Linked DNA regions of Homo sapiens: region 2 is linked to region 1. The links are chromatin loops, found by intact Hi-C in ENCODE. Cell type or tissue: CD14-positive monocyte. All regions are shown on one strand. Each heading gives the region's core, and the rest is flanking DNA. Links, peaks and the distances in the headings are about the cores only.

The links. Peaks named below come from ENCODE experiments on the same cell type or tissue, not always from the same donor. Only the 100,000 strongest peaks of a DNase experiment are listed, where the experiment ranks them.
Region 2: it touches region 1 in a loop (5-fold over the local background); 3 of 110 quality-filtered maps call a loop at or near these places.

Annotation. Positions count from the first base shown.
Region 1 is chr6:1,393,349-1,405,883 of GRCh38, reverse strand. It overlaps FOXF2 (forkhead box F2), which reads right to left. Exons shown (of 2, transcript NM_001452.2): 2 at 10,281-11,188. The coding sequence ends at 11,025. Among named protein-coding and RNA genes, the nearest start is that of MIR6720, 9.2 kb to the right of the region's middle. RefSeq lists a silencer at 3,851-4,000 and an enhancer at 5,349-5,850. In CD14-positive monocyte, for the core only: CTCF peaks have their summits at 8,510 and 8,711 (motif pointing right); a DNase peak (open chromatin) is centred at 8,693; H3K27me3 peaks cover 5,000 bases.
Region 2 is chr6:1,256,873-1,269,407 of GRCh38, reverse strand. No RefSeq gene overlaps it. Among named protein-coding and RNA genes, the nearest start is that of FOXQ1, 49 kb to the left of the region's middle. In CD14-positive monocyte, for the core only: a CTCF peak has its summit at 6,112; a DNase peak (open chromatin) is centred at 6,087; H3K27me3 peaks cover 2,522 bases.

The DNA.
Region 1 (12,535 bases), core at 6,003-11,002:
CTTACCAATTGTCAAGCTCAAGGGGTACACAGATCCTGCCAGGAAGCCTCCCCCATCCTTTCACAGACCAGCCCGATTCTGATGTGTGGAGTCCGATGGAGTTGGGTTGGGGTTTCAGCTGTCCCAGTTACCAGGTATGTGACTGCGAATGATCTTGCTCCTCTAGGAAGTGGGTTTAGAAATACTTGCCTCCTAAGACTCTTCAAGATCCCACTCACAGATGGCTAGCAGAGACCCGGGGCCCACAGAGAGCTGCCTCTGTGAATGCCCAGCGTTTGTACTGTGCAACGATGCTAGCTCATCCAAGTTCAAAAAGGGGAAAAAAATCTTTGTCCTGTCTTCTTCCTTTTTTTTGAGAGGTGTGTGCCTTGATGCAGAGACAGTGTCTGATGCAGTTTCAGGGGCACTGCTGCCTCTCCCAGGGACTTGTGGAGTCCATAACTATAGGCTTTGCCCTCCCCAAAAGAATGCAGTCCCGCTGGGGGCTAGAGCTCATTTGCGTGCTGGCTCTAGCGTTTTCTCTCTGCAGGAAATAAAATCTAGCTTCCAAGCCACTCCATGCTCAAGGCACAGATGGAGAGAAGGGATGGGCCTCGCTGGTCTGGCTCTCTGAGAGCCTATTTAATCTGGAGCTTACTAGGGCAGGGGAGAAGGCCTGGGGTTGTGGACCCAGAAATCAAGTATATTTCTGTCCAGCTGTGAGCTCGATTTATAACTGTTATGGTTGAATTATGTTCTTCACACTCCCACCTCCCCCAAAAAGTATGTTGGAGTCCTAACTCCCAGTGACCTCATTTGGAGATAAGGTCTTTACAGAGGAAACTGAATTAAAACAAAGTCACTAGGGTGGGCTCTGGTCCCGTATGACTGTGTCCCCATAAATAGGGGAGATTAGGACAGATACACACACAAGGAAGAGCATGTGGGGACACAGGGAGAAGACACCGTCTGCAAGTCAAGGAGAAGGGCCTCAGGAGAAACCAACCCTGCTGATACTTGGATCTTGAACTTCCAGCCTCCAGGACTGAGATGATAGATTTCTGTGTGTAAATCACCCAATCTGTGGCACTCCGTTGCAGGACAGACCTAGCAGATGCCCTATGGCTTTTCTAGGCCATAGCCTCTTCAGGGCTGCTATCTGGAAGGGACTCCTGGGGCTGTGGGCGGGAGACAGCCCACAGCCATCTCTGGGACATTATCTTTAGTGTGTGTACTTGTGTTATTCCCAGGGCACAGTAAGGAACAGGGCTTTCCCTATAGCCTGGAGGGGCCTGTCTGTGGGCTTCACTGATCTGGCGGCCAGTGCCCACTGTGAAGACCTGAAGCTGGAGCAGCCTCCTTACTTGGCACTGCTGCTCAGTTGCTCCTTGGCAGAGATTCACATCCGGGTGGAGGACTCCCAGCCCGGCGACCTGCCCCATTCCTCTTGGGATGGGGACTTGCTTGAAAAGGATGGGTCATCTAAGAGGAAGAGGGATTGCCCTTGCTGATCAAACCCTGTTCTTACCATTGCAAGGGGACACCCCATGTTCAGAGCCTGAGTCAGAGCCCTGGGACCTCACCGCTTCCTGGAGCCATGACGTCCTCTCCACACTCCACGCAGATAGCTGGCCAGCCTCGGCTCTGGGCTCCTGGAGGAGGCACCCTCCCTAGCCTGTTCTGGGAGATGCTGCCCTGTGCTGTGGTTCCAGCTGGGGGCCTTGTCCATGGCCAAGGGGCTTGGGTTGGCCTCTGAGAACAAAAGCAACCTTTTAATTTAAAAGAGGCAGTTCTTCCTGTTTCTGGGATTAGAGCAGGGTTGTGATTAGAAAAAAGGAAACTTCAGAAGATGATGAAACCACTGTGGTGGATTTGGAGATTTGGGAGGATGGCAGGCGTGATGGGATGTCAGCCTTTAGTGCTTGCAGATAGACCCACAACTGAATAGCAGATTGTGTGCGAGTGTGTGTGTGTGTGTGTGTTTGAATGTTGCTGTGTGTGTATGCATGTGCGTGTGTGTGTCTCGGTGTATCTGCATGTCTGCATGTCTACATGTATGTCTGTGTGTGTCTGTGAGTGTGGGTCTCTGTGTGTATGTCTATGTGTGTCTGCGTGTCTGTGTGTATCTATGTGTTTGTGTGGCTCTGTGCATCTGTGTGTATGCATGCATGCTTTTGTGTATCTACATATCTCAACATATGTGTCTGTGTGTGTCCCTATGTCTCTTTGTGTTAGATGTCTGTGTGCAAGCGTGTTTGTGTGTCTTTATGTCTGCCTGTCTATATCCTTGCTTGTGTATGTCTGTGTGTGTATCTGTATCTGTGAGTGTCTATGTGAGTGTATGTGTCAGTGTGTGTATCTGTATCTGTGAGTGTCTATGTGAGTGTCTGTGTCAGTGTGTGTGTTAGTGTCCGTATTTATACCTCTGTGAGTGTGTGTGTGGATCTATGTCTGTGTGTGTGTGTCTACATCTGTGTGTGAGTGTGTCTGTGTTTATGTGAGTGTGTCTGTGCCTATGTGTGTCTGTGTCTATGTCTGCATGTGTGTGTGTCTGCGTGTATGTCTGTGTCTATATGAGTGTGTGTGTCTGTGTCTATGTGGGTGTCTATGTCTTTGTGTGTGTTTGTGTGTGTATTTGAGTGTGTGTCTGTGTTTGTGAGTCACTATGTGAGTCTGTGCATCTATGTGTGTCTCTGTGTGTGTCTATGTGTGTGTGTATGCGTGTCTATGTCTGTGTCTATGTGTTTGTGTCTGTGTGTGTCTATGTGAATGTGTGTGTGTGTCTATGTATTTGTGTCTATGTGTTTGTGTGTGTCTGTGAGTGTGTGTGTATGTGTGTGCATGTGACTATGTGTGTCTATGTCTGTGTGTGTGTCTGTGTCTATGTCTCTGTGTGTGTGCCCATGTCTCTGTGTCTATGTCTGTGTGTCTGTGTGCGTGTGTCTATGTGTGTGTGTTTGTCTGTGTGTATGAGTATGTGTGTGTCTGTGTATCTGTGTGCATGTCTGTGTGTGTCTATGTCTGTGTGTCTGTATGTGTGTGTCTGTGAGTGTGTGTCTGTGTGTTTCTATGTGAGTGTGTATGTGTCTGTGTGTATATGAATGTGTCTGTGTGTTTGTGTCTATGTGTGTCTATGTCTCTATGTGTGTGTCTGTGTGTGTCTATGTGTGTCTCTGAGTATGTGTATATGAGTGTGTGTCTGTGTGTGTGTGAGTGTGTGTACGTCTCTCTGTGTGTTTTCTTTAGGCCGTGGCTTCCCTGTGCTTGGCCTGGAGCCCCGGGCGTCCTTGGCTTTGTCCTCTCCCGGTCCTGCGGGCGGCCCCGGCGTGGCCCTTACTGCTGGACTACTGTATCTTAGAGCACAGGGCTGTGAACAGCCTTTGCCATCATGCCAAGGAGCATATTGACAGCTGCCCTTGGAAGAGGCCCTGGGCAGGTAAGGCCAGGCGGCTCGGCTGCACCAGACGTCCAAGGCGCAAAGGGACATGTCCCTGTGACCTGAGTTCCCACAGCCTCATCCTGCCGTGGCGTGTCCGTGCCTTTCCTTTTCTGTGTCCCTCCCTCCTTGAGCTCCTGCCCTCATGCTCGGCTCTCTCTCTTAGAAAAAGGCCTGAGTAACTGATTAATGTGGAGCTATGCCTGGTGCCTGCTGGGCTGTGCGTCCCTCCTCTGCAGAGTCTAGGGGTTCAGCGTCTGCTCCCAGCTTGAGGGAGATGGATCTAGAGCAGCCGTCACCTAGGGAGCCCCAGAAGCCCCTGCCGCCCCAGGCCCATCCAGAAAGCTCGCTGTTAGGGTCTGGGGTGAGTTGGGGAGTCTGCTCGAGTGTACTGGGGTGTAGAAGGCTTGCCTGACAGCTAGGAGAATGCGGCTGTGGCCATAGCTTCCCCACCTGTAGACGGCTGTCCTGGAATGAGGGCGACTGTAAACGCAATCCTGCTCTCCAGCAGCATGGCCTGAGCATTAGAAGAACCAGGGGAGCTTTTTTCTTTTTAATTTTTAATTGACAAATAATTTTGTGTATTTATCAGGTACGATGGGATGTTTTGAGCTACGTATACATTGTAGAAAGAGTCAATCAAGCTAACACCATCACCTCACCGACTTCCCGTTTTTTTGTGGTGAGAATGTGAAGAATCTATTCCTTTAGCATACATTATTATTACTATTAACTGCGGTCACCATGGCACACAATAGATCACTAAAACCTACCCCTGCAGTCTACCTGAGACGTGCCCTATGGTCAATACCTCCCCTTTCCCCTTTCCCCATCCCTTCTTCTCCCCCAGCCTCTGGTAACCACTTTTCTACTCAGTTTCTATGAGATCGACTCTTGGATTCTCCATATAAGTCAGATCATGTGGTAGTTGTCTTTCTGTGGCTGGCTTATTTCACTTAGCCTTAAGTTCTCTGGTTCCATCCATGTGGTCTCAAATGACAGAATTTTCTTCTTTTTTAAGGCTATGCCGTATTCCAGGGGTCCCTGACTCCTCTGCCCCGTCTGTGGAAAAATTATCTTTCATGAACCCGGCCCCTGGTGCCAAAATAATTGGGAACCACTGTCATATTCCATTGTATGTACAGGGAATTCTAAAAATCTGTTCATCAGTTGATGGGCACATAGGTTGATTGCATTTCTTGGCTGTTGTGAACACCGCTGCAGTGAACCTGGAAGAGCAGACATCTCTTCCGCATACTGATTTCAGCTCCTATGGAGCGTCCTCCAGAAGGGGGGCTGCTGGAGCCTCTGGCAGTTCCATTTTTAGTCTACAGAGAAGCTGCCATACTGTTTTCCAAAATGGCGGTGCTAATTTACATTCCCGCCAACCGTGCGCAAGGGTTCCTTTTCCCCCACATCCTCGCTAATACTTATTTACTTTTTGTCTTTTTGATAAAAGCCATTCAGATGTGTGTGAGGTGGTATCTCACTGTGTTTTCATTTGCATTTCCTGATGAATAGAGAGGTCGGACATTTTCCCACAGACCTGTCGGCTGTATCCAGGGAGCTGTTAAAGTACACCTCGGCCTACCCCAGGTGACTGTGTGAACTGGCCGGATGGGCCACGGGACGGCCGCAGGGGGTTTTTTTTTCCCCCTGGAGCTTGCTGGGCTACTGTGCACTCACTCAGGCTGTGAGCAAGTGTGTCATCCAGAGTGAGTCCGTCAGCGGACCTGGTGTCTTTGGAATCCCTATTGAGATGCCAGATCCTGGCCTGGTTCCCTGTGTCTCAACCCAGCTAAGCAATTCTGTTCTGACAGCAGGTCCAGTTCCTCCCCTCCTTGAAGAACAGCTCTTAGCGGGGATTAGCACACGGCGCGCTGGGGCCCAGTCAGTCAATCAACACGGTCTACCGACACTTCCGCTCTGTGCTGCGTGGAGCTGCTGAAGGAGGAGCGAGGAGGCAGGTCTTCCTCTCCCCACACTCCAGGCTTGGACTCCACCTAACTCACAGCGGTTTCCAAATCTGAGGGGGAGGTGCTCTGCCAGTTTGGGGAGGTGAGGCCGTGCCACCCGGCAGACGAGTCACTGCCCGGCTGTGACCGAGCCTCCGTTGCCAGGCTGGAGGGTGGAATGGGCCCTTCGGAGGGAAAGCTGTCCCGCTGTCCGCTCCGTCTGTGCTCTCGTGAATACAGTTAAGCCCACAGGCCTGGCGATGCAGCCGTGGGATGGCCAAGGCTCCGTATCTCACACACGTCCCCCAGGACATGGAGAGATGAATATTTATCAGTTGGATTGCTGTGGACTTGGGGCACTCTGAACTCAAAAAGAACTTCCAGGACTTTCATTTTTTCCCCAATGACCTTGACGTCTGTGTGCCCTGGCCCTCCCTGGCCATGTCTACATTTGTGGTGTTTTTTCTTGCTAAGATAGTGTTTCATAGAGGCAGGTTTGGTAAAATGTATTTCCGTTCGGATAAAATATATTAAAATATATTTCCATTCTAAGTAAGTCAGTGCCTGTTTTGAATTAATCACCATGATGCAGAGTAATTAGGTATAATACGAATCTACAAAGAGAGTGTTTCTTTTGGGAAGGAGCTGCTAATTCCCTTTAATGCCATACCGTGGCCTATCCTAGGGACCTGAAGATTTTCCCCAGAAATCGGACTTCCACTTTCTAAAATCTAAGTCAAGATTGTTCTCCCTAATTCTGTATAAGTCGCTGTGGCAGTTCAGAAAATTTGATCATGCACAACTAGAGAATTCACTTACTTCCCCAGAATTCAGGCCAAGCCAAGTAAAACAGAAGTCCATGGGTCTTTCAGCTCGTGGGTTGGCACTGGGGACCTGGAGAGAGAATGGTGGCCTCAGAGGACAGGAATCCAGCTTCCAGGGCTGCCTCTCAGCTCCAGGGACAGGAGCTCAGGAAATGTCTGCAGACTCCTCCTCTCCAGACCTCTTTCCCTCCTTACCTCCCTCCCCCTGCTTCCCTCTCCTCCTCCTCCTCCACCCTTTCTCTCCCTCTGTCTCTCTCCCTCCTTCCTCCTCCTCCTTTCTTCCCACACCCTCCACCCATCTTTGCCCTTCCTCTCTCTTTCTCTGTGTATCTCTCTTTCTCTCCCAGTCTCTCTTCTTTCTTTGTCTCTCTCTTACCCCATCTCACTCCCTTCCTATCTCCCTCTCTCCCTCCCTCCCTCTCTTTCTTCTCCGTTTCTTTTCCCTTTCCTTCTCTATGTGTCTCTCTTCCTCTCTTCTCTCCCTCTCTCTTCCTTTCTCTTCCTCTTTCCCTCTTTTTGACTATCTTCCTCTTTCCCCTCCTTCTTCTCTGTCTCCATCTCTCTCTTTCTCTTCCTTTCTCTCCCTTTTCCTCTCTCTGTCTCTCTCCCTTCTTCACCCACGGTTCTGCCTACCCATTCATATCTAGGGATCACTATTGCTATCCTCTGAGATCACAGCCCCCCTTCTTTGCCTTTTCTCTGTTCTACCCTCAAAAGGTTTTATAACCAATAATGGAGTTTCTTTTCCTGTCTGCTCCCATTACTGCCTCCTTCTGTTTGTAGAATTCTGACTGGCTGCTGTGTGCAAGTACCTAGACTTATTGTTCCACTGAGGCAGGTAGACTTCAATGATTCCATCTGACTCCTCTCTGCAATGTTTACTACAATAAAACAAGAGGCCTCATTGCTTTGAATAAAAATGGGGAGATCCTACTTTCTGGCCTAGGGTTCAAAATTAAGCCTTGCATTTTCCTAGGGGCCCATAATCAATCACAGAGGCATTTAGATGGACAAACTATTTGAAAAACCTTTCCAGATCTTTGCTTAACCAATTAATAGGCTATCCTTAATACCTATCCATTGGAACCTATAAAAAGATCTGTAATCGAAACTGCCTTTCAAGAGCTGCAGTTTTCAGAGTGTGGTCCCAGGACCAACATTATCAGCATCACCTTCTTTTATTAGTTTATTAGGAATACACATCTTTGAACACAACCTTGGACCCACTGAATCAGAAATGGAGGGTGGGGTGGACCCACAGCCTGTGTTGAACAAGCCCTCCAGGTGATTCTGATGTGCACTCAAGTGTGAGAACTGCTGCTTCAGAGGGAATATTCCTGCCACTCAAAGATCTGCAGTGTCAGTTGCAAAATTCTTAGAGGCAGTGTTGGAGAAACGAGGGAAATAAACTGAAATCAGAAGACATGGGTCAAACCCCCCAAAGTCATGACCTAGTCAGGAGCTAGTACAGATCTGTAAATAAGGTCAATATCAGCACCTCAGAGGGATATTGACAGAATTAAGTAAGATAGCCGTGTGAGATTTGGTAAGACAGCCACGGTGCCCAGCACTTGATGCATGATGCTTAGTAGTTCCCTGGTCTTGTCTTTATGTATACAGCTCCAATGAAACCAACAAAAAACAATAATTATTATAGAAAACAATAAAATCTTTTAATATACCACTTTATTCCGCCAATGAGCAGAAAACCTAAGTTCAAAATCCATTTGACGAAAAAACAGTTGAGGTATTTATCCCTAGTTGAGTTAGTTCATTTATTTTCACTTATAAAGGTGTAGCACTTTTTTTCAATTTAATCACTAACATTTGAGCAACTTTTAAAGCCAAGCACTGCATGTTTCTCCAAAAAAAAAAAAAAAAGGGTGAATATAAATGAGTCTATGTGTACGTGTGTGTCTTTGAGGGACAGTTAGGAGAGAAACAATTTTGACTCAAAAGGAAACAAAACAACAGCCTTATTTGGGGAGAAATGTAGAAATGAAGAATATACGTAGCAAGTCAGGGCTTTAGCATCTGCTGAGCATGGTCAGGCCTGTTCTTACTGAATTGTGATCTGGTTTCAGGATGAGACAGTAGGCGAAAAGAGTAAAATAGAAAAAAGCCCACGCCTGGGCAACGAGGCAAGACCCCGTCTCTACAAAAATTAAAAAATTAGCCAGGCATGGTGGTGCGTGCCTGTGGTCCCAGCTACTCAGGAGGCTGAGGCGGGAGGATCACTTGAGTCCAGGCGGTGGAGGCTGCAGTGAGCTGAGATCGTGCCATTGCACTCCAGCCTGGGCAACAGACCACGACCCTGTCTCAAAAAAAAAAAAAAAAAGGAAGAAGAAGAAAGAAGAAAGCAAAGTATTTCCTAAAACTGGAAACCATAACTTATGAAAGTGAGATACTTAAAAATGTCTCTATTGGAAGGCACCACAAAACGGGTCATTTTGTCAAGTTCTTGCGCAGCTTGAAGGAATCATTGAGTCGCCTTGGGCGGATCTCCTCGCGCCACCAGGGGGCGCGCTGGGCCTCCCAATGCGGCCAGGCAGGCAGACGCAGTTTTCGTCTTTGAGGTCCTGTCATTCTCTGTATAAACAAGTTACGTTCAAGTGTTTAGGATATAAATTACGACCATGCCGGCTGCCTCGGAAGGAATGTAAACACAGCACTGTGGTCGGAGCAAACTCTGAAACTGACTTCATAATTTATAGCAGGCCCCCGAGTAGCTCACTATAAAAGAAAATAAAAAGGCCTTATTTAACTGCAAATATGATAATGGAGAGACAAAAAATGTTTAAATCACTTCTTAATTTTAGAAGATATAGGAAGGAAACCTAAAGATTAGAAAGATGGTTAAGACTTTCGGAAACAAGATGTTTCACTCAGGAGACGCTCTTTGCAGTGAAATTCACTTAGAATACAAAAACCCTGGGGTGTGAAACAGTTCCCTACGAATACCAAGAGTCTGGTGACTGACTGGGAGAAAGACCTTTTAAGGGATAAGAAACAAAGGTGAGTTTTCCAATCAAGAAAGAAAAAGCAAAAAACAAAAACAAAACTCCAGCCCTGAATTGGAGAGGAAAATGCACAGCATGATTGGAGCAGATAATTTCTCTGCTTCTCTCAGACCCATTGTCCCCAACATGGCTCGTGATGGTGAAGGGCTGCTGGGACAGAAGGTCAGTCCTCCTGCCTAGTTGGCCCATTTTGCTCTTCCATCGGGAGCGTCACCAGCTCTGCCTGTAACACTGGTGACTGGGAAATCTAGCAGGAACAGAAAAAGGGGCTGAGGGGTTCCCTTGTTAAATCCCTGGTTAAAAGGGAGGAGTGGGGAGAGGAGGCCGGGAGGAAGGAAGGGCTGAACCGGCTTGCTATGTGCCGATGCTGAGCAGGGCCAGCCAGGCTCTGAATTGGAGGGTGGGACAGGCCGCAGCCACAGAGCAACGTGTGGGGAGTCCAGCTTCTGTATTAAACTCCCCAAGGAAGTTAAACCCCCTGCTGGGAGCCTGCCCCCTGCAGCTCAGGGATCCCCCTGCATTCTTCAGATCTGAACCCCATTTCTGACAGCATGTGACCGCCACCCATAACAAAATTGCAACGTGCAAAGGGAAGAAGCAGGGTGCTGTTCTTTGGGCATCCAACCCTGGAGGGGGGCTTACCACTGTGCCCCACATCTGTCAACCCATGCCAGTCGGGAGGGAGAGAGGGCAAAGGGCAGAACACTCCCCGGGCACAGGAAAGAAAACAGAAGGGGCACAAAATTGGTTTCCTCAAAATCAAACCCTGGTCGGTATCTTGCCTGGTTTTCTTTCTAGTTCCTTTCACCTTCTGGTTTTTGTTTTGCCAGAAAAAGCTGGGGTGAAGTAAAGAAAGAAATAACAGAAAACGTTTCTTCCACTGTTTTTCTCCTGAGAAGACTCACAATCAGAACCTGGCCTGTGTTACTCAAGGCACAGACCCCACACCATGTCAGTTACACCACTGGAGGGGGTGTGGGTAGAGTTGCACAGCTGCCTGCCGGGGAGGAGAAACTGGCATCCATTGCTCTCAGGGTGCCCGAAGAGAAAATCAGCCCCTAAAACAACTATTTGTTATATACATTTTATTGAAAAAAAATTTTACAACAAAATATTTTGGCAAACTGTAAAAGTATACATAAGTGCAAATATATCCTCCTTTTAAAATACAAGCAAAGTGTGAGTATACACGGTCATAAAAATATCTTTAAAATATGGTGGTAGAAAACAACCTTGTAAAAACGTTGTATTGTCACAATACTGAAAACCACTTTCTTAAACTAGACACATTGTTTCTAAATAATTCCTTAATAATGTTCTTTGGCACCTGTATCCAAATGTAGTGTCTGGGGAAAATGACTCTCCCACTCAGCTAGGCAACAAGAAGAGGCTTTCTTGAAATCTTGTGCTTAGCACTGCCTTTTTGAAAAGCACACAAGTTTTCTTAGACACACACACACACACACAACTTGTCTGCTTTTTTCACACCCTGATTACTGAAGGCAACGAAGATCCCACAGATACACGTTGATGCCTTACGCATGGCACATCTTCCCACCTGAGTCTGCCCTCTCCCTCATGTGGGAGCCTGCAGGTATTCAGATTGGGGAACGCTACCTTGCCAGCGGTTGTCCTTCTTCCAGCAGTAGGCAAATAACAGTGACCAACGCGATCCTGGGCATTCTGGCTAAGTGGCAGGTGTGTGGCTTACTGCTATCCGCGTGCATGTGACTTGAATCCGTCCCAGTTTCTATCTGCCCCCTCTGAGGAGGGGAGAGGAGAGAGCGGCCATCGCTTGGCCTCTTTCCGTTCACATGACGCAGGGCTTAATATCCTGACAGACGCTCTGGTGGTGATGGTGATAATACGACCCGCTAGCTGAGGGATGGAAAGAAGAAATCCCATTGAAGTTGAGGACGAAATCTTTTCTGTCACACACTGGAGTAGAGTGATGCTGGTAACGGGGCAGTCCCACTGAAAGAAGAAAGAAAAAAAAACCTCTTCAGAAACAAAGTCATCCAGTGGATGGCAGGGTGTCTTATTTTGCCTCAGAGTACAAAAGGTGCTGCTGTGCCTTTTAGTAAATTGCTAGACAGCTGGTAGAGAAAGCCCAGCTTTAGAAGTAGCTCAAACACACCAACTGCACGTCATAGAATTGCTTTGGAATCATTATGTTTTGTTTTGATGCTCGCACAAACACAGAGCAAGTTCCCCCTCGAGGGGGATTCTTATGTCCTGGAATTCCAATTTTATTCTCTGAGGCTGGGGCGTGCACTTTAATCTCAGAATGAGCACAGGTACCGGACAACTAGACCCAGACTCTGGTTCCGGGTCTCTCCCGGCAGAGCTCCTGGCCTGTGCTGCCCTGAGCCCTGGCTTCAGGGAGGGCCAAGCACCCTACCCCAGAAACACCACTGCGGCCTTCTTTCTGAGCCTTGTTTCCCAACTAACTGGGCCGGTCACAGCAGCGAGCGCAGAGGACTCCCTGTGCCAAAGGGGACGATAGAAAACAACCCAATCGCAAGATGAAGGGATGGGGCAGAAAAGCACGCCTCTTCTCCTGCCCCTCCGCAGGCATCTTCGTGGGTCCCGAACGTCTTAGACTTCCTCTAGAGAAGCCGGGACTTCAGGGCGCAGAGAAATGCCCTTTGGTCCGAAGCATCTGGCAGCGCGAGGAGTCCCTGAGGTAGCCCCAGGCTGGAGGGGGACAGAGAAGGCCTGGACCCTGCTCTCCCGGGGCGGCTCCCCGGTCCCCGGCCTGCACCGGGCCGCTTGACCTCCACCCGCCGCCGGCTTTTGCTTTTGCTTTCTCGGCGCCTCCTGGCCCCGGGGCGCAATCGGCCCGCAGTGCCCTGCGCACTGGGCCCCAGAGGCTGCTGGACCGGGCCCTCTCGGCACCGGGCTGCGTTAGGTCCATTCGCCCGGGTCTTTTCTTAGTTAACCGAGTGGTGTGGGGACCATAAAGTGCACGTCGCTTCGGGCCGGATTCAGTTTTTCAGTGCAAGAAAACCGTAACCACGGCCCGCCGGGCTCGGGCCCTGCTCTCGTGGCCTCAGCCCCGCCGTGTCCCCGCAATGCCGGAGCGAGGCGGCTGCTCAGGGGCCGCTGCCTACTTCCTTGCCCGCAACACCTACCCGAACACACCCGGCGCTGCGCTAACGCAGCTGCCCTGTCCCGCGAGCCCCGATGTGTGCGCGGCGCTCTGCACACAGGTGAGTTCCCTCGTCGCGTTAAAGCAAGTTCTGATGGCAAGTCCTGGACCACAAAATAGCAGGCTCGGGAGGAGAGAGGGCGAGCGCTCACACCTGCCCACGAAGGCGG
Region 2 (12,535 bases), core at 3,116-8,115, 130 kb after region 1:
CCCTACCCTCAGTGGGGCAAGGGGAATACCTCCCAGGGTTTCCTGTTTCTTCCCCGTCATGTTGAAGTTCATCTGCCAATTTTTGAAGCCCTTCATAATCCAGGCCCATCACACTTCTTGGTGGGCACCAATGCTCAAAAAGCCCTGATGACTCTCCCACAGATAGGCTGGGCTCATCCCCTCTTGGCGCATACTACCAGCTAGTAAGGAAGAGAGCTCTGTCCACAGCGCATGCTAAGGGTGCCTGTGCAGTGTCCCATTTCATTCTCATACAAACAAATTGAGGTTGTTACTATCATTGTCCCACTTTATAGAGGAAATGGAGGCAGGGAGCCTCCACCCAGCTTACCTAAGCTCATGTAGTTAGTAAAACCTTTTACTAATAAGTAAACAAGCTTTTTACTAGCAAGCCTTTTAACACAGGACTAAATGTTCAAAATTAGGCTCACAATGCTGCATTCCATGTCCTGCAGTTCATGGAGTTCCTTTCCCCATTACTTTCCCTCTCAATCCAAGCCTGTCCCTCTTTTGGGCTCCCAAATGCTCAAGATCCTCATCAGTGTTCCATACAGCTACCTTCAGGAAAAGAGCTCCCATCCCATCTCTTCTGGGTTACTTGAGAAATTTGTCTATAGTGTGCAACTGTCATCCAAATGTGTCCTCTCTTGCCTGATATAGTATCCTATGCAGTGCTTCTCCAACAAAGCTATAAGCTCTTTAGGGAAAACAAGCATGTCTTCATTTCCCATAGCAGGGCTGTAGATAGACACTCAACACATACTCGGTGATGGATCGATTCAGGTCCAAGTCCAGCACCGTTTATTTACTTAGCATCTATAGCACCAGGCGTCAGACTGCGGATACAGAGATGAAAGACATTCCCTCTATCAAAGAACTTCAAATTCCAGTGGAGCAAGCCGATTAGCCAACAGTTACAATGCAATGTGATTAGCATGACCAAGGAAGGCCCAGATGAGGAGAGTCCTCTGGGAAGGGCTCGGTGAGAAGCTCACTTTTAAACCAGCCCAGCCTTTTGTTCTTTTTTTTCCAGAGACATGGTCTTGCTCTGTTGTCCAGGCTGAAGTGCAGTGGCATTATCATAGCTCACTGCAGCCTTGAACTCCTGGGCTCAAGTGATCCTCTTGCCTCAGCTTCCCAAGTAGCTGGGACAATAGGTGTGCACCACCACACCCAGCTAATTTTTAATTTTTTTTTTTTTTTTTTTGTAGAGACAGGGTTTCACTATGTTGCCCAGGCTAGTCTCGAACTTCTGGGCTCAAGCGATCCTCCCACCTTGGCCTCCCAAAGCTCTGGGGTTATAGGCATGAGCCACCGTGCCCGGCCCAGCTAAGCCTTGAAGGATGAGAGGAAACCAGAGTTCATCAGGAGGAGGCTGGGGAAAGCTAGGGCCCGGCACACAGTGCACGTTCTGAAGCTCAATGCATCTCCTGGGGTATTTCACCACATCTTCCTCGATGTGGCTTTCAACTACATTTAAGACCGAATTCTGCTTTCTTTCTATTATATTCATGAAAGTGTGGGGCCTGTTACTCAAGGGCCAGCAGTGATGTGAGGAATGCCAGGGCCGAGCTCACAGAGGAAGCGAGGCGGCAGAGCTCCATGCTCCACCTCCAGGGTCTCAGTGCCTTTTTTCCTGTGCAAAGTCGATATCCACTGAGAGACTTCAGCGTTTGCCCCTAAGGCTCAGATAGGCCACAGTGATTTTTTTTTCCCTATGAAATTTAAAAACAATCAATGTCCAGGGTGGACTTGGGGAAATCCTGTTTCATATTTTATCCTGAATGACTTCAAAACAAACCTGCTTTTATCTCTAAAACATTCCTTTCAGTTAAACACCTTGTGGGGCGCTTTATTGCTCAGTCTATTCACAATGGCAGTTTTTATAGAGACCCTTATTTTCAAAGAAATGCACACTGCCTGTTTACCTAATGGGCCAGACAATGACTAAGGGGCAAATTACATAAAGATCATTACGCGGACTTAGCATGTGCTCTCGTCCTGTGACTCACAGGGCAACTTGTTTGTGTTGCATTTATGGGCAGAGGTGCTTTAAAAAACATTTGATAGAGCAAGAATTGTGAAAGAATGCCAGTCATCGAAAACTTCTGCCCAAAGAGGGATGCTTTGACGGCTAGAGACAATGCTGTTGAAATCAAAAGTGTGCTGGGGTGCCACAGAGCTTTCCACAGCCCGACTGCCTCAACATGGTCCTTGATCCTCTGGGAGAGCAAATTCCAGGCTTAAACAGAAACCACCACTTTAGAAGTAGCCCAACTTCTCTCAAAGCACCAGCATTTATAATGCTTATCCTTGGCTGGGAGACCAGGATGGGGAAGAAACACCTTTTGTGATGCTGAGGAAGTAGTGAATAAAAGTGTTCCTGACTTCCATGGGGGATTTTTTAAAAATAGCTGGTGCTATTTTTTTTTTTCCTTTGAGACAGGGTCTTCTTGCTTTGTTGCCCAGGTTGGAGTGCAGTGGCTCACTGTAGCCTCAACTTCCTGGGCTTAGATGATCCTCCTATCTCAGCCTCCCGAGTAGCTTGTACTACAGGCAGATGCCACCATGCCCAGCTGATTTTCTGTAGAGACAGGGCCTCGCCATGTTGCCCAGGCTGGTCTCTAACCTCTGGGCTTAAGCAATCCTTCTGCCTTGACCTCCCAAAGTGCGGGGATTACAAGTGTGAGCCATTGTGCTGGCCCTACTGATGCTATTCTTTTTAATTATGGTAATATATATATAATATAAAATTAACCATTTAATCATTTTAGGCACACAGTCCAGTGGTGTTAAGCACATTCACACTGTGGGAAACCGTCACCACCATCCGTCTCTGGGCTTTTTAGTCTTGTGAATGGAAACTCTACCCATTGAACAATAACTCCTCCTCTCGTGACCCTGGCAGCCTCCACTGTACTTTCTGTCTCTATGGATTTGCCTACTTTAGTGCTTCCTATAAGAGGAATCACACAGCGCTCATCCTTTTGTGACTGGCTTATTTCACTGAGCACTATGTCTTCAAGGTTTATCCAGTGGTAACCCATGTCAGCGTTTCCTTCCTTTTAAAGGCTGAATCATATTCTGTTGTGTGGATGGACCACAGTTTGTTTGTATCTGTTAATGAACACTTGGGTTGCCCAGGGGGTAGATTTCTATTCCGTATCTTAACAGTTGAATGAGCGTGTAGGGCCATGAGTGTCAGGTGTGCTTGGCAATTTGCAACCCCGCCACCAGCTTTTTGCTGCCGAGCCTCCATGGTGTTTGAGTAGCACGTCCTTTAGGAATCACACCTGCAGCTTATGTCGAGTCCATCCCACTCCTGGATGGATCTCTCCTACCTGCAAGACGATTGGCATCACAGGTGTTTGCTGGTGGTGCTCGTTCCAGTGTAAGGTCAGTGGCCTACAAGGAAAGGAAGCTCTTTCCACCTTGGCCTCGAGTGTTGCTCTGTTCTTTCAGCTGTGCTCAACAGCTAGGAAGAGTCCAGGCTGGGACCACTGGGACCCGTACCCTTGCTCCTTCTTCCCCTTCATTCCATGGAGTGCTTTCCCTCTGCAAAGATCACATTTACAAGACTTCTGTGCAAATGAAATGACTTGATTTGGAATTTCTTTGTGATTAGGAAGATATTTCAATGTTGTTTTAACTCTTGACCTCAGGCTAACATGTAGGAGCCAGGATTCAGTTAATCCATTAATGCCTATAAGAGAAAGTTCTAATTTACTTTTGAAATACATTGCAAATGTGCCTTGTACTAACCTTCCTAATTATTATTTTTTCCTTATAGACTAAGAGTGAAATTAGCATTTGCATTTTCTAAATGAATTGGTGGACAGAGAAAGGAAGTCAGTGACATCCTTGGGTATGAGAAAAGTCAGCCCAGAGTTGGGGGGGCTTATAAAATTGGGAATGGCTGGAATGGAAAACCCGTTGGGTTCCACCTAGCGCCCTCCCCCTCCCCACAGACTTCCCCTACCCAGAGAGTGGCTGGAACACACCAGACCCTCCACAACAGCATTTTTAAGGCAGCTTTCAGGTATTCAGAGAAAGACAGACTCTGCGATGCAAGTTTTGGAAATTTGGTTCCACAAAGTTAGTTTTTCTTTTTTCTTTCCTGGAGCAGAACGCCTCATAATTGCTCATTCAGCAATTTTCACTGGGTGTGGACTGTGTGCAGGCTTTGTATAAGAAACACCAGTATGTTCCTGCCTTCCTGGAGACTGAAGTCTGGTGCAGCTCATAAGATGCTAATTTCAAAGGGGGTGATAAAGTAGGCAGGGTCCCCAAAATGCTTAACAATGAAAGGAGACTCTCTTGGGAAAACATTTCCTTTCACACGTGACTCGTGGGGTGCACTTTGTATTTGTGTTTTGTTTTAGAGACAGGATCTCTGTCACCCAGGCTAGAGTGCAGTATCACGATCATGGCTTACCTCAGCCTTGAACTCCTGGGCTCAAGTGATCCTCCCACCTCAGCCTCCAGAGTAGCTGGGACTACAGGTACATGCCACCACACCAAGCTAACTTTAAAAAATGTTTTTGGTAGAGATAAGGTCTCATTATGTTGCCTGGGCTGGTCTCAAACTCCTGGGCTCAAGCTATCCCATCACCTCAGCCTTCCAAAGTGCTGGGATTACAGGTGTGAGACACTGCGCCTGCCGGTGCCCTTCGGATGGCACTGTGGTGCAGTGAGGACGTTAAGTAGAAACTCGGTGCCATTATGGTAATAACTAGCACATGTCAAGCAGGCTGCATGTGCCATTTCTCACCATCATCCTGATGGTTGGAAATACTTTCATTTTACAGCTAAGGGGACTAGAATTCAGAGCACTTAGGTAACTAGTCCTAGGCCATCTGTTTTGTTTGGTAACAAGGAAAGCCATGATTGGCATCCAAGTCTATTTGGGTCCAACACCATTGTTCTTCCATTTTCTTTCCCTAATTCTCTCCCTGAAAAGTTTACGTCTTGGGTTAAAGAAACCTCAATTCTAGTCCTGACCTGTCTGCTAATTAGCCCAGCAATCTTGACCCCTTCAAATTCTCAGAGTTTGAATCCTTAACTCTAAACACAAAGAGTTAAAAGGTCTGTGCTTACAGTATGTTGTTAGGACAGATTAAGTAAGGTGTGCTCTGCCACTTTGAAACATACACAATATGTACAGTGCTATCTGCATTCCAAGCGTCAAATATTATTTGCTGAAGCAGTTCAAAGGGTTGGCCGTGTTCGATTCAGCTGGATCCAACATGTGGACGGTATGTGTAGCCTTCTTGAGGCCAGCTGTGCTGCTCATGTCGTGGAGCACTGAAGTGGACAGTGTTCCTTCAAGATCCCCACCGAGGAGGCTCTCCTCCTCTCAGGCTGCACCTGACAATGACCTCAGCCTTCAGAACCACTCGTTAAAGGATTTTTTTAAAGAGTGGCAACACCCGAAAGCTCGTTTATTACTGTCTCTGCCTCCTGGCGATGATGCCACCTACACACTGAAGAATGATGGCAAAAATAACACACAACAAACCAGGGAAAAAATGTAAAAGGACCCCTCTGTGCTGAAGGCAGAGATTACTGACCTATTTGTAATAATTTTAGATGGCACTCTGATCAGGAAGATTGTGGTTTTGCAAACACAGAGGGTTCTTACATCACTATTATATGGGGAGCCCTTCTTTCCTCTGGAATCCAAACTGATAAGCGGCATGTTTGTTGGTCTACGGGAGGATTATGGGCTCCGTAGTTTTTTTCCTTTGGTTTGATTGGAATGCTTTACTGGATTGGAATGAACAGGCTGGAATTCTGTGGCTGTAGTGGAGTCCTTCAGCACCATAAATTCATAAAGCTGACCCCAAGAGACCTGAGAGCCAGTGCTTCCTGTTAGCTTTGGTGGAGACTAGGGAGAGGTGGCAACAGCCCTGCAGGGAGCCAAGAGGGGAAGAAAAGGTAGGCGAGGGCCTACCTCCCTGTTTCAGGGAGCGGGCAAGGAGTGCCGAAGATGAGAAAGGGCTGGGGACTGTGCTTGCAGTAGAGTGGACAAGTTCCTCCTTGGGGACCGTGTAAGGACAGCAGCTCTGGAGTGCCCCCTGCCTTCCGCCTTGACCTCCCAAAGTGCTGGGATTACAGGTGTGAGCCACTGGAGGATAGAGGCCTCTGTCCTCCATAAGCCCAGGAAGCAAAGGGCAGGCTAGCTCCCATAGATCATGCCCAGATGAGTCTTGGGGTGTCAGAGCCTAGAGGCCTCATCAGGGACCATCCCCTGCTTTAAATCGGTCTTTCATGTGGCAGGGTTGACCAGCAGGGCATGGGCACATTCATCAATATTTGCTAGAGCGGCGGGGCCATTGTGGCACACGCACAACACCAGGTTCACAGGCACAAATCATGTGAAAGCAAATTCATCTTTCTTCTGACGGGGCCACTAGACTGGTAGGTCAAGGAAATGCTGGAGCCACAGTGGTTGCATCTGGCACAGTCTCTCGTGATGATATCCTTGTGTACAAAATAAAGGCATGTGGGCCAGAGGTGGTTGGGGTGGCCGTTCCCTGGCAGGTCCAGGGAATACACCCAACAAAGGCTGGTCTAAGCCATGGCCAGCAGCGGCTTTCACAGACACTTCTGGTGCTGAGCTGCGAGCCTTAACTGTGTCCTGCTCAGTGGTAAACCACACGTTTTGAAGGACAGTCAGGATCAGGAGCCGAAAGGGCCTCACAGCACAGGTTAGAAGAAAAGGCTGAACAAGACAGAAGGCCATTTTATTTTCTAATTTTTATTTATTTTTCATTGTATATTTTTAAGGCATGCAACATGATGTTTTGATATATGTATGCATAGTGAAGTGAATGCCACAGTCCAGCCAGTTAACATATCTGCTATCTCATGTCATCACCGTCTTTTGCAATAAAAGTGCCTAAAATTGACTCTCTTGCCAAATATCCAGAGTATAAAATACAATATTCTTATCTATTAATGTCTACAATATTATTATCATATTGTATTAGAATGACATTTTAAAAGGTTAAATAAAAAGGCTCTTCACTTGGGCTCAAAGAATTAACTGCACTAGTACCCCAAGGGTGCCATGGCGCTTAGTAGCAGTGAGGATGACGAGAATCCAGGGCTTAGGGCAGGAGGTGGTTTTCATATGTTTGTTCCGTCCATCTTTGGCTACATTATGGTGGAATATTTCCTAGAATGCTGCACTGCCTCGCCTTCTCTGGGCTAGGGTAACCACTTTTGGAGTACTGGCATTCAGTTTTAGGCATCATATTTAAGAAGACAAAGACAGAATAGACCCAAAGCACAGGGACCAGATTGCAAAAGGCCCTGACACTGCCTCCAGAAGAATGACAGAGAACCTAGAGGGTTCACAGCTACTATCGACTCTGAGGACCAAGGAAAACAGGGCAAAGCTTGTGTTGTAAGACTACAAGGGCAGAAGTGGGGTGGAAACTAAGAAATTCTCCAGCATTCAGAGCTGTCCAAGGCAGGATGGGCTGTCCTGGGAAGCAATGAGATCTCATCACTCAGAAGCTTGGAAGTAAACTGGGCCTGCACCTGCTGCATGTGGAAACAGTGCTTTAAGTATTTTAGGGCTGGTTTGTCTGGGCCATTCCTCCAAACCCTGGGATTCTATGAGTCCATGACGAGTCAAGAAACTGAGGATCTAACCTTAGCTTTGCCACAAACTATCTTAGTGACCTTAAGCAGAACATTTCAATCCTCTCCATCTCATTTTTATCCTCTGCTAAAATAAGAAGTTGGACAGGATTCCCTACAATGTTTCATTAATTCATATATTCTACCACCTTTATCACCATGTGCTGCAGTCTCTGCAAAGTGCTGATAGTTTGTGATCTCCTCCTTCTTTCATGTACACCAAGAAAGGGGTTTAGGAGATAATGTCTTAACTGACATTGTAAGACCTGCACCCAAGGTCCCGCCATTTCTTTTGGACGTTGGCCTCTTTCTATTTGGATTCCTCTTCTTCTGTATTTTGAGATCAATTGCAGCAGACTGGGAGGGCAACCACATTAGGAGCACCCCCTTCTCCTTGGGGGATACATCCCAAGACCCCCAGTGGATGCCTGAAACCATGGATAACACGGAACCCTATATATTGTATGTTCTCTGTTGTTTCCTATACATACATACCTATGATAAAGTTCAATTGATAAATTAGGCACAATAAGAGGTTAACAACAATAACTAGTAATGAAATAAAATAATTATAACAATAAATTGTAATAGCTATTACATATTATTACGCGTGTGATTGTGGTCTCCCTCTCAAAATACAGGCAGACCTCAGTTATATTTGCTGGGTCTCCCTCTCAAAATACAGGCAGACCTCAGTTATATTGCTGAGTCTCCCTCTCCAAATACAGGCAGACCTCAGTTATATTGCTGGGTCTCCCTCTCCAAATACAGGCAGACCTCAGTTATATTGGTGGGTCTCCCTCTCCAAATACAGGCAGACCTCAGTTATATTGCTGGGTCTCCCTCTCCAAATACAGGCATACCTCAGTTATATTGCTGGGTCTCTCTCTCAAAATACAGGCAGACCTCAGTTCCATTTGCTGGGTCAGTTTGAGATCACTGCAGCACAGTGAGCATCACAGTAAAGCGAGTCGTACAAACTTTTGGTTTCTCAGTGCATATAAAAGTCATGTTTACACTGTACTGTAGTCTATTAAGTGTGCAACAAATAGCAGTATGTCTAAAAATGTACTTAAGTTAATTAAAAATACAAAAATTAGCAGGGCGTGGTGGTGGGCGCCTGTAGTTACTCGGGAGGCTGAGACAGGAGACCGGCGTGAACCCGGGAAGCGGAGCTTGCCGTGAGCCAAGTTTGCGCCACTGCACTCCAGCCTGGGCAAGAGAGCGAGACTCTGTCTCAAAAAAAGAAAAGAAAAGAAAAGAAATAACCGACCAAATAGAGTAGAAGCTACAACCCTTCACATAAACCATCGTTAATGCCTTCAAAGGGAAGAAAAACAACAGGAAAGAAGAATTAAACACTCAAACAAATTAGAATAACTTCTTAAAATATTCTTAGAATCATTTTTACTTATTTTCTCTGCTGACATAAGCCTTACCATCGCTTTCTAGAACCACGGGCTCTCCCCTGTAGTAAAAATTACAGTAGCAGTCAGGTGCGGTGGCTCACACCTGTTGCTCACACTTTATTGCTAAAAAATGCTGATTATCTAAGCCCTTCAGTGAGTCACAATCTTTTTGCTGGTGGAGGGTCTTGTCTCGCTGTTGTTGGCTGCTGACTGATCAGGGTGGTGACTGGGGTGGCTGTAGCAATTTCTTAAAATAAGACAACAAAGAAGTTTGCCTCAGCGATGGACTCTTCCTTACATGAAAGATTCCTCTGTTGCACGTGATGCTGTTTGATAGCATTCTGTCCACAGTAGAACTTCTTTCAAAACTGGAGTCAATTCTTTCAAACCCTGCCACTGCTTACTCAACTGAATTGATGTAATATTAATATTCTAAATCCTTTGTTGTCATTTCAACAATGTTCACAGCATCTTCACCAAGAGTAGATTGTGCTTCAAGAAACCATGTTCTTTGCTCATCTATAGAAGCAACTCCTCATCCATTCACATTTGTTCATGAGATTGTGGCAATTCAGTCACATCTTCAGGCTCCACTTCAAATTCGAGTTCTCTTGCTATTTCCATCACATCTGCAGTTCCTTCCCCCACTGGAGTCTTGAACCCCTCAAAGTCATCCATCAAGGTTGGAATCAACTTCTTCCAAACTCGTGTTAATGTTGATATTTGGACCTCCTCCCATGAATCATGAATATTCTAAATGGCATTTACAATAGTGAATCCTTTCCAGAAGGTTCTTAATTTACTTTTCCCACATCCATGAAAGGAATCACTATCTATGGTAGCTACAGCCTTATGAAATGTATTTCTTAAATAATAAGGCTTAAAAGAAGAAGTTATTACTTGATCCATGGGCTGCAGAATGGATGTTGTGTTAGCAGGCATGAAAACAATGTATTAATCTTCTTGTACGTCTACATCAGAGCTCTTGAGTGAATAGGTGCCTTGTGAATGAGCAGTAGTATTTTGAAAGAAATCTTTTTTTTCTGAGCAGTAGTTCTCAACCATGAACTTAAAATACTTACAATACCATCCTATAAACAAATGTGCTGTCATTCAGGCTTTATTTTTCCATCAATAGAACACAGGCAGAATAGATACAGCACAATTCTTAAGGGTCCTAGGATTTTCAAAATGGTAAATGAGCATTGGCTTCAACTTCAGGTCTCCAGCTGCATTAGCTCCTGGCAAGAGAGTCAGCCTGCCCTTTGAAGCTTTGAAGCCAAGCATTGACTTCCTCTATTCTAGCTAGGAAAGTCCTAGATGGCATCGTCTTCCAACAGGAGGCTGTTTCATCTATACTGAAAATGTATTGTTTAGTGTAGCCTCCTTCATCAGTGCTCTTAGCTAGACCTTCTGAACAATTTGCTGCAGCTTCTCCATCAGCACTTGCTACTTCACCTTGCACTTTTATGTTATGGAGATAGCTTCTTTCCTTAAACCTCATGAAACAACCTCTGCTAGCTTCTAACTTTTTTTCTGCAGTTTCCTCACCTCTCTCAGCCTGTACAGGATTGCAGACAGTTAGGGCCTTGCCCTGGATTAGGCTTTGGCTTAAGGGAATGTTATTAATGGTTTGATCTTCTATACAGACCATTCCGAATTCCTCCATATCAGCAATAAGGCTGTTTCACTTTCTTATAATTCGTGTGTTCACTGAGTAACATGTAATTTTTTTAAAGAGTTTCTCTTTGAATTCACAGTTTGGCTAACCGGTGCAAGGAATCAAGCTTTTGGCCTATCTTGGCTTTTGACATGCCTTCCTCACTAAACTTCATCATTTATAGCTTTTTATTTAAAGTGAGAGACATGGGACTCTTCCTTTCACTTGAATACTTAGAGGTCATTGAAGGGTTACAAATTATCCTAATTTCAAAATTGTTGTGTTTCAGGGAAGAGGGAGGCCTGAGAGGTGGGAGAGAAATGGAGAAAGAGACGGTTGCTGGAGCAATCAGAATGCACACATCCCTGTCTTCTATAGTTGGGGTTTGTGGTGCCCCAAAACAATTACAATAGTAACATCAAAAATCACTTGATCGCAGATCACCATATCAGATATAACGAAAAAGCTTGAAATATTGCAGGAGTTACCAAACTGTGACACGGAGACACGAAGTGAGCACATCCTGCTGGAAACATGGTGCAGAGAGACTTGCCCGACTCAGGGTTCCCACAAATCTTCAGTCTGTAAAAAATACAATAGCTGCAAAGTGTGACAATGTGAAGCACAAGGAAACAGGGTGTGCCTTTGCTGTGATATTTTCAGATAGCGATGACCTCAGGTGGCTGAAACCTCAGAAAGTGAAACCGTGGATGAGGGGTTACTGTTGTTTTTTTTGTTTTTTGAGGTGGAGTCTCGCTCTGTTGCCCAGGCTGGAGTGCAGAGGTTCCATCTGAGCTCACTGCACCCTCCTCTGCCTCTGGGGTTCAAATGATTCTCTCAGCCTCTGAAGTAGGTGGGATTACAGGTGTGCACCACCATGCACGTCCAATTTTTGTAATTTTTAGGAGAGATGGGGTTTCACCATGTTGGCCAGGCTGGTCTCAAACTCCTGAGCTCAAATGATCTGCCCGCCTTGGCCTCCCAAATTGCTGAGATTACAGGTGTGAGCCACCACACCTGGCTGCTACTGTAATTTTTACTGTAGTGGAGAGGCCGTGGTTCTAGAAAGCCATGGTAAGGCTTATGTCAGCAGAGAAAATAAGTAAAAATGATTTTAAGAATATTTTAAGAAGTTATTCTAATTTGTTTGAGTGTTTAATTCTTCTTTCCTGTTGTTTTTCTTCCCTGTGAAGGCATTAACGATGGTTTATGTGAAGGGTTGTAGTTTCTACTCTATTTGGTGGGTTATTTCTTTCTTTTTTTTTTTTTTTTTTTTGAGACAGAGTCTCACTCTGTTGCCTGGGCTGGAGTGCAGTGGCATGAACTCGGCTCACTGCAAGCTCCGCTTCCCAGGTTCATGCCATTCTCCTGTCTCAGCCTCCCGAGTAGCTGGGACTACAGGCGCCTGTCACCACTCCCGGCCAATTTTTGTATTTTTAGTAGAGACAGGGTTTCACCGTGTTAGCCAGGATGGTCTCGATCTCCTGACCTCGTAATCCGCCCACCTCGGCCTCCCGAAGTGCTGGGATTACAGAGTGAGCCACCGCGCCCGGCCTTGGTGGGTTATTTCAATGCTCATATCTGAATTCCACCCATTCCCTTATGCTGATTGCTCTCTTGCAAAGGAAGCTGGTGGCCACTAGTGCTGGCCAGCCTGTCCCTTGGGGCCATTTCCTTTTGGTGGGCAGTGCTAAATTGAGTCCTATATCTCGGTAAAAGTAATCAGGGCCAATGTCCAAGTGATTTAAAGTCCAATGGAGGTCAAAGAAGAAGCACAGTTTGGAATGAGGCCCAGCTC